Regions from separate parts of the Homo sapiens genome. Here region 2 is linked to region 1. A link is a loop called in an ENCODE intact Hi-C map of the cell type or tissue named here. Cell type or tissue: OCI-LY7. All regions are shown on one strand. Each heading gives the region's core, and the rest is flanking DNA. Links, peaks and the distances in the headings are about the cores only. Region 1 overlaps RYR3 (ryanodine receptor 3). Region 2 overlaps RYR3 (ryanodine receptor 3).

What was found. Hi-C counts contacts between places; a loop is a spot of excess contacts. Peaks named below come from ENCODE experiments on the same cell type or tissue, not always from the same donor. Only the 100,000 strongest peaks of a DNase experiment are listed, where the experiment ranks them.
Region 2: a loop joins it to region 1, with 4 times the contacts of the local background. A loop is called at or near these places in 1 of 110 quality-filtered maps.

The regions. Positions count from the first base shown.
Region 1 is chr15:33,550,420-33,554,812 of GRCh38, forward strand. The region is part of intron 10 of RYR3 (ryanodine receptor 3); the gene reads left to right. Among named protein-coding and RNA genes, the nearest start is that of RYR3, 240 kb to the left of the region's middle. In OCI-LY7, for the core only: no CTCF peak of the experiment used is centred there; no DNase peak of the experiment used is centred there.
Region 2 is chr15:33,676,632-33,681,024 of GRCh38, forward strand. All of the region lies in intron 38 of RYR3 (ryanodine receptor 3), which reads left to right. Among named protein-coding and RNA genes, the nearest start is that of CHRM5, 290 kb to the right of the region's middle. In OCI-LY7, for the core only: no CTCF peak of the experiment used is centred there; a DNase peak (open chromatin) is centred at 2,630.

The sequences.
Region 1 (4,393 bases), core at 1-4,000:
AAATTGGAAATTTGCCCTAAGATAGATAAACACTTTCTTCTTTTATCTTTTGAATTGAGTTCATGGAGGAATATGTACCTTGGATGAAGGTTGAAGTCTTGAGCAAAAGGAGAGTGTGGAAAGTCCTGGAAAGTGCAAGGAGCATAGGAATGGACAGTGTTGCTCAAAGGCTAACGGAAACTATTGTTGTTGTTTAATGCATTCTGAGTTGTCTTTGATAAATTCCAAGTTATATTCTTCACTCCTTTAAAGCAATAGTAACATGGAGGCATGAGTTTCAGAGCTACATTTGTTTAAATAAAAAGGTAATTTGTTAAACAAAAAAAAGATTTAAATGTAAAAAGCATGAGTTTCAGTGCTATATTTGTTTAAATTTTTTTAATGATGCAGAGAAGACATTCTGGACATAACATTATCTTGCAGTTATTAATATCTATATGATAAAATTTACTAGTACCTTCCTCGTTCTTTTCCTTAACTATCCCTACTCCCCACATCTCTTAGTTTTCTCCCATCCATCCCAAACCTTCATTAAGGATGGATCCTCTGGTAGTTAGGTTAACCTCGAATTAATTGCTTTACCATTTGATGTGTATGTAGACAACTATTCTTTTTTAGAAACCGCCTCCTTTAAGGTTCAGCCAAGCTTCTACTCTGTCTAACTCAGTGCTGGATCTAGCTGAACGGTCAGAATTGCATGCTGAGCTAACTTCTGACAGACAGTTGGATGGTCTGTCACTTTATGAGTGTTCTGGAAAGATCATCCAAGCATGAGAAGGGCTCTGCACAGATGCTTGCACAGTTAGCAGGAAGTCTGCACTTCCTAAGAGTATAGCTCAATATCTCCTTTGGGAGCGTCACCTTTAGTTTCATTCTTTGCTCTTTTCCAGAAATAAATCTTGATATGTGTTCTCACCATGACTTCACTCAAGGGTTGTTGAGGATTCTGTTCATCTAGGACTAGGTGTGAGGCTGACAGCTGAATTTTCTGTGGGGCATCTCTGCTTCCTAATGCACCTGAAGAAGATAGTCAGCACTGTCCCCTTCTTTGGTGCAGGGGTTCGGAGTCTGTTTTCTCCCTCATTTTGTGCTCCTGTGGTCTTTTTAGGCAGAGAAACTCTTTGGCATGTAGTTTTTTCTCTTTAATATTGCCCTATATCAGAATTGGGCTTTTTTCATATCTTTATTTCAAATATTAAAAGACATGAGCTTCCTGTTCACATCTTCCTAACCGTCTCTCAAATGTCATCTTCCTTCTGCTTCTCTTCCAATGGCTATTGACTCTGATTTCATTCTGGTTTTCTGAGCATATCTTCCTCACTTTGCTATCATTTTTTTTTAGATTCCCAGCACAAGAGGGATTCTTTAAATTCAAATTTATATCTATTTAGTGAATATTTTTGCCTCCAGGAAGTGATTTAGAGCAGTGCAACTTTCTGAAAGATTCAGTGAAACAAAGCAACAGGAAAGTCGTAAGAACAGAGACTGGGACATGGAGTGGGAGCTGAAGGTGGGCGGCAGTAGAAGAGGGAGGTGGAAAATAAGAAATGACTCATCGTGGCTAATGACCAAGCAAGTGTTTTCCTAAGAATGCCAGTTTGGCCCTTTCCTTATTTGAGCCTTCTACCCCCTTTCTCCTTGACCCACTCGGGATATGCTGCCAGGGTTAGAGCAATGACCTCGAGGTCTTTACCATTTCAAAAAGGGGCTTTTCTTCCAGCACAGGATCAGGCGGCCTTCCAGGCAGCTGGCAGGATCCTGTTCCAAGGGGACTCTTCCATTATATTCCATTCTTGGCTCAGCCTTGTGGAGCATGGGTCAGCACTGTGCTGTGGTCTCTGGGGGAAGCAAGGAAAGCTCAGAGCCCCATAGAGACCTTGTAACACTCCTTCCACTTGGCATCACTTCTGGCCTCTGAATACATTTCCCTTCAAAGGGTCCATTGCTCATCTCCCCAAGTTCCTCCATTTCCACGTATGGAGAAGCAAGCAGCGCATGGGTGGAAAGTCGTCATGGTACCACGGGGGCCATCGGCATAGCAGAGCTGGGGGCAAAAGTCACCCATGAGTCACATTGTCCTGTGCACTTGGCAATGTGGTTACATTTCACTGGAGTCACTATGCTAGAGATTTTAAATAAGTCTCCATGCGGTAGTATTCAACCTAGCTACCTTCATTTCAATTTGAAAGGAACTGAAATTAAAATGGCTTAGGCTCTATGGCAGGCCAAGATATGGCTGTGTTCCCACTGGATGTCAGGGTTTCTTTGGGACGTTGTGTGGGCAGGGCTTTGGCACCTTAGACTGTGAAGCTGCACAATAAGGAAGAGCATGTGGAGAACACATAACTGTCATACACCATCCAAATAACTGTGGGGGAAGGGCGGTAGAAAGGCCCTGATTTTCCTGGGCTTCCATGTGCCTGCTTAGTAAGCATATTCTTGCCTTGCTTGGCACGGGCTTTCCTTAAATGCATTCTCTGTGCTTCCCCTCCCTGGGCGCTAGTGACAATACCCAGCAGAAAGAGGTTTGGGGCTCTGTTTCTCAACAATGTAAGGGCACTGAATCATCTCGCCAGCCCTTGCCTGCTACAGGTGTTATGTGACAGAGTAGGTGGCAAATGGTAGCCTGAGATAGCGGTTCAGGATCTGTGTGGTGGCATAGGAGTTGGGAAGGCTGAGGGAGTGGTGGAGACAGTCATCTGTTTTCTATGGGACTGGGGCAGAGGGCGAGGAAGCAGGGTATTCATCTGATCCTTTCCATATGTTGGAGAATCTGAAAAAGGAGAAAAAGAGGCTCTTGGGAAGAGCACTGCTGGGGCTTTAGTCATGTGTTTTGGGAGGACACTGGGTGTGCTGGGCCGTGAGTCATTTGGTAATGACGAGCTTCCCAGTCCACATTTTCTGTCAGGTTGCATTAGCTTGTGACAGTTATGACTACTAAATTAGGGGCCACTGGACAGCTGCAGGTGCGTGCTAACATCCTTAGCAGCCTGCCATTAGCAGGAAGATGGCAGGTGCCCCAGTGCATCTTGTATGTGCATAAGATGGAGGTGTGATTGAGCCTTGCTGAAAGGTGACCAAGTCCAAGAACCAACCAGCTGCAGTTATTGGCCGGGCCTGGCTCAAATGGAATCAGACTGAAGACTTTGAGCAGGCTATACAAATCACATAGAATAAGGAGCAAGGAGCAGGATGTGATCTTGATCAAGGTCCTCCTTCCCCCAACTTCAGCAGCTGATGCAACTCAAATTGGAGAGCTAGGATGTAGTATTACTTCCAAAATACAGCATCCCAGCCTTATCCCTTTGATCTGAGAGTGGTGTTGTGTAAGACAAAGCCTGGCTTCAAAGTTAGCCTAGATCGGGCCTTGATTCTCATCTGCTCTCTGTGAGACCTGGAACACAATTCTTCATCAATTTGCACCTCATTTGAAGTCTGTCATAAAAGATCATTCAGACCTGACTGCTGCCTGCCCTTCCATTGCGTCTCTTGCCACTTGCCTGAGGTTGCCTTGAGCTCCGGCATACTATTTATCAGTCTTGGAACATATTTGTTTTTTTCTAACCACCACCAAACTTGTGCCTGAACGCCTTTTGCCCCTCTGCACTCTACCACAGTGAGCGCCTTCTCATGCTTTCAGGCGAGTGTCAAGTGCTCTTTGTGAGAGGAAAACCTGCTCATGCATTATTAAGGCCATCACTTCCTTGACTGGGAGGCCCTGGATGACAAGGACCACACATACCCCACCCTGCTTTATTTTTGCATCCCAGAACGTCTTGTAGTAAGTTTGAAAAATGCTTGCTGAAGGGTTACATCAGTGTGGTCATACCTTGAAATAGAGTGAAATCCATTTCATTCTAACCTCCATTATCTTTTTTTTTTTTTTTTTTTTTGAGGTGGAGTCTCGTTCTGTTGCCCAGGCTGGAGGTACAGTGGTGCGATCTCGACTCACTGCAAGCTCCGCCTCCCGGCTTCACGCCATTCTCCTGCCTCAGCCTCCCGAGTAGCTGGGACTACAGGCACCCACCACCACACCGGGCTAATTTTTTTGTATTTTTAGTAGAGACGGGGTTTCACTATGTTAGCCAGGACGGTCTCGATCTCCTGACCTCGTGATCCGCCCGCCTCGGCCTCCCAAAGTGCTGGGATTACAGGCGTGAGCCACTGTGCCTGGCCAACCTCCATTATCTTTACAGAAACATCCTGCCATCCTTGTGTAATCATTTTGCTACTGTAATCTCTTCCCAGTACACACCCAATGAGAGAGATTCATTTTATTTTGAACATCTAAGTCAAATTTCTATGAACTTGATTTCACATCATTTTTCCATGGTCTTGACATTGCAAGGCCATTCCCACAAGGATTTCAGATAATGTGATTTAATATTTACTC
Region 2 (4,393 bases), core at 137-4,136, 130 kb after region 1:
ATAGAGGTTGCAAGAAGATTTTTTCCACACAGTCTGATTTGCCTTGACACCCTGCATGGCAAACAAAACAGATATCATTAGTCCTAGCTTAGAGATGAGGAAACGGGGACTCCGAGGTGTTAAGCAACTTGCCTACCTCACAGGTGGCAAAGCAGGCATAAAAACTCATTGTATTGGGCTCCTGGAATGGTGCTTCACAGTAATCGATGCTTAAAAAGTATTCTGTGATCTGTTGAATCAATCATTGTCAGGCCCTCTCTTTTGGTAGCCTGTGCTTTAGTGATGGGGAAGAGAGTTTGGTTCTCAGGAGAGAGAAAGTCGAACACTTAATTGAGTACCTCCTTTGTGCCCGGTACTGCGCTTGGCACTTCACCTTACCTCGTTTGATTTTATTCTCGCAACAAGCAACCAAGTATAGTGACCTCTAGGCTCCCATTTTATGCACTAGGCAACTAAGCCTGAGGGTAGAAAAATAATTCGGACAAAGTCTTGCAACAAGTAAGAAAAAGGCCAAGATCTGAATTGCATTCCGTATCCCGGACCCACACTCTTTCCAGAGCACCGGGCAGGGATGCCTGGAAAGGGGGCCATGGGGATGGAGAGAGGGGGATAGGGAAGCATGGATGTTTAGGGTACATGGCCAGTGGCTTGCCTCATAATCACTTATTCTCTATATTGAAACTAAAAAGCAATTCGATGACTTTCCCAGCTGAGTGAAGACAGAGGCCCGAGGTCCCTGAGTCCTTCGCTGTGCCATCTCTGCCTCATCTTTATTTCAGAGGCATCTCTCCCTAACACATCAGCAGACGCCCTCTGTCCTCACTGTGCTCTTTTCCCCACCATCATCATCGGTCATTTAATCGCCTACATGTATTGAAAAACTGATTATGAGGCTGGTTGACAGATTTCAAAAACAGGCTAATTATCTTAGTCTGATGGATGAAACCCCTTGGGACTCTAGAGCAGGACTGGCAGAATCAGGCTGCAAACACAGTCTTACTGGCTTGCAGGGCTGCCTCTGTCAGATATGGGTATCTGTATCTGTCTGGCTAGGGAAGCAGTTCTGGGAGTGAAGCATTTTGCTTCTGCTCTTGTCTCCATCCTTAGAGATGTGGAGGCTCTGCTCAAGGTAGAAAACCACAGACGGAGGGAAATTTAGAAACAGATTTAGCAGAAATACACACCTGTCACGAGCCTATCTAGACACAGCCTGTCCTGAGAGCCAAGCTCTGTGGGCCAGTATGACTGGGGCAGTTTTGTGGGATTCACAGCCAATCACGGATAGAGTCAGGAGGCTCCATATCCACTACGCCTTCTGGACACCACCTATTTATAGGAACTTAGATTTGTTTATTCAATTGAAGCGTTGCTTTGCCTAAAGAAACCATAAAGTGAGGCTTGGGTTAAGAAGGGCCATCATCGTTGGGGAAATTCCGTCCATGCCACACCTGTCTTGTCAGTTTTTACATGGTAATGATGAGGATTGAATGATCATTCAGGCACAGTAATAAAGAGTCGGACACAGGAAGCTCTTAGTAAATGTTGGCTATACTATTTGATATGGTTTGGCTCTGTGTCCCCACACAAATCTCATGTCGAATTGTAATCCCCACGTGTTGAAGCAGGGGCCTGGTGGGAGATGACTGAATCATGGGGGGGAGACTTCCCCCATGCTGTTCTCATAATAGAGTTCCCACAAGATCTGGTTGTTTGAAAGTGTATAGTTCTTCCCCCTTCATACGCACTCTCTCTCTCCTGCTCTGCCATGATAAGATGTGCTTGCTTCCCCTCTGCCTTCCACCACAATTGTAAGTTTTCTGAGGCCTCCCAGCCATGCTTCCTGTACAGCCTGCAGAATTGTGAGTCAATTAAACCTCTCTTCTTCATAAATTATGCAATCTCAGGTAGTTCTTTATAGCAGTGTGAGAATGGACTAATACATTATGATAATGAGAGGTAGGATGTTCTAGAAGGCAGTTTGAACTTTTATTCTTCAGCCAAGGAAGCCGATATAGAAAGATAGAAGTGTACATACCCAAAAATTAAATACAGACCTGAGATGTGTCCTGCTGTTTCCTGTGGAGCCTGGGGCCAGCCCTATACCATCACGCGCCTCGAGGGGTCTGACAGCCAGTGCCTGTTCCTGTGCCCTGATAACATGCTGTAAACAGAGCAGTTCTTCTTATCACCCAAGAACAATGCTCCGGGTTATCTTCACAGGTTTTTCCTTTGACTGCAGAGAGCCTTGTAACTTTATTCTGAGTAATCACAACATCCTTGTTCTAGCAAAATGAGGCCAAAATGGTACCTACTGCACAACCTGGGCCAGAGAGGCCCTGGGGAAGCACAGAGAAATTTGCATGATGAATTCTTCAAAAGTCCTCTTGAAGTCCATGGATTTAACTTTTTCCCTGACCTTCTCTGCTAATAAGTAGTAGATACTTGATGACTTTGTAATTCAGATCAGACTTTTGGCCTAGAGGATGCTCTAGGGCACAGACCACAGAGGGCATGAGTTCCCCTCCCCCCCGCCCCCTGTAAATCTTCCCTACTAAATCTAGAGGGTGTTATTGCATCACCTGACCCCTGACACAGGAAGCTTCATTTCTCTGCCAGCAATCAGGACAGTCATCAAAAAGGCCATCAAGTTGCCACAGCTCATCTCCTCGCTGTAAATGTTTAGTGATGTGCAGTGATGCTTTGATAATGGCCACTTACTCACCATAGTGAGTAACCACTGGAATTTTGAGATTTTATTTCTTCATCCTCAGGTTTTACTGTTAGGAAAAGCAAGCTGGGTACCATCAAAATAGGGCATTAAAATGTGGTGGTAAAATTCTTGATGCTCATTAATTTAACCCAATGAAGCCAAAGGCTTTCATTTGCCATTTTAGTAAACTGACACAACCCTTTCAAGAGCTCCATGGGTCAGATAGAAATAGAACCATGGAATATTAAGCCACAAGTGACTTGACTTCATAGAAGGGCACAGAGACACAGAGAGGTAGGTGACTTGCCCAAGGTCACATAGCCAGAACTAGAACAAAGGACTCTTATTCCCTGACCAGTACTCTTGTTCCCATACCACACTTACATTCATTTTCTTCAACATAAATTTTGTATTGCTAATTTCATTTTATTGGTGAAGAAATCAAGGCTCTGGGAAAATGAGTAATCTGCCCAGCTGAGAGTCAGAAAAAGAACTAAAGCTTTATGATTTGGGAGATTTTATTTCTGAATCCATTTTATGGTTTATTAAAAGAGCATCATCTAGATATTATAATATAAAGTTAAAGCATTAATAAAGATAACTGTTTTTCTGAGTTTTATGGAGCTATTGAGAGTAAACAGCTCTCAGATGGTCAGGTAGATGTGCTTAGATTCCAGCAGCATGGGTTTGAATCCAAACTCTGACATTCACTAATTGATTGTAATATTAGGCAACTTCCTTAACCTCTGTATATTTCAGTTTCTCTATATGAAAAATGAGAATAATAGTAGCTCCTATCCTGCTGAGTGGGGGCTAGGGAATATAAGGATTAAATAAAATAGTGCTCAGCTGGATGTCCTGGTACTTGGAAGTTTGTATACCTCAGCTTCTGAAATGAGTATACAAAGCATAGATCATAAGAACTTCATCTCCACATTTATCTTTTCAGATGCGTTCAGCAAACGAGCAACAGGAAGCCCAACTCAGGTAGAATAGCCATTAACAGATTTCACTGGCTGACATCTGTGAGTTTAGCGATGGAGCCAGCCAAGGACTGAGTTCATCCAGTGGCTCTGCTCACTCTCCAGGCAGTCATCTTGCTTCTTGTTCCAGCTTTGCCCTCGAGCTGGCAGAAAGATGGTGGCTGCAGTTCTGGGCCTCATATCCGTGCACTACAGTGTCCAAGGGAAAAGTGAGAAAGTTTATCCTGCCCTGGTATTGCAAGCAAGGATCCCGAGATCACTTTTGATTACAAAAACTTGGTCACAGGCCAATTCGTGTACCAGAGTGTGACCTAGAAAATGGAACATGCTAGTTGACTTAAGTCAACAGGGTCTATTTTTGAAATAAGTTTGGGTCATTTTACATTCCTGAGGAGCATAGGCTGTAAGTTGGAGAGGCAGAAAACTGTGCAAAAGCAGGGTTCTGTTAAGAAGGAAGAAGAGACAAACGGGTGCTATGTATGTGGTCAGTAATATTCATTATGCATGATGGTTACATCTTCAGCGTCTTTAATTTATTCAGGGGTAAATGTTGACATGCAGCCGGTTCTGGCTCGTGATTTTCAGAGGGAGAACAGGGCAAAAAGAAAAGCTGTGTTCTAGAAACTGGAGACTGTGCTGTCTGTAATCTACATACGTTACCTAATGGTGCACAGCAGTTCTGCAGTAGGTGCTTTCTGTG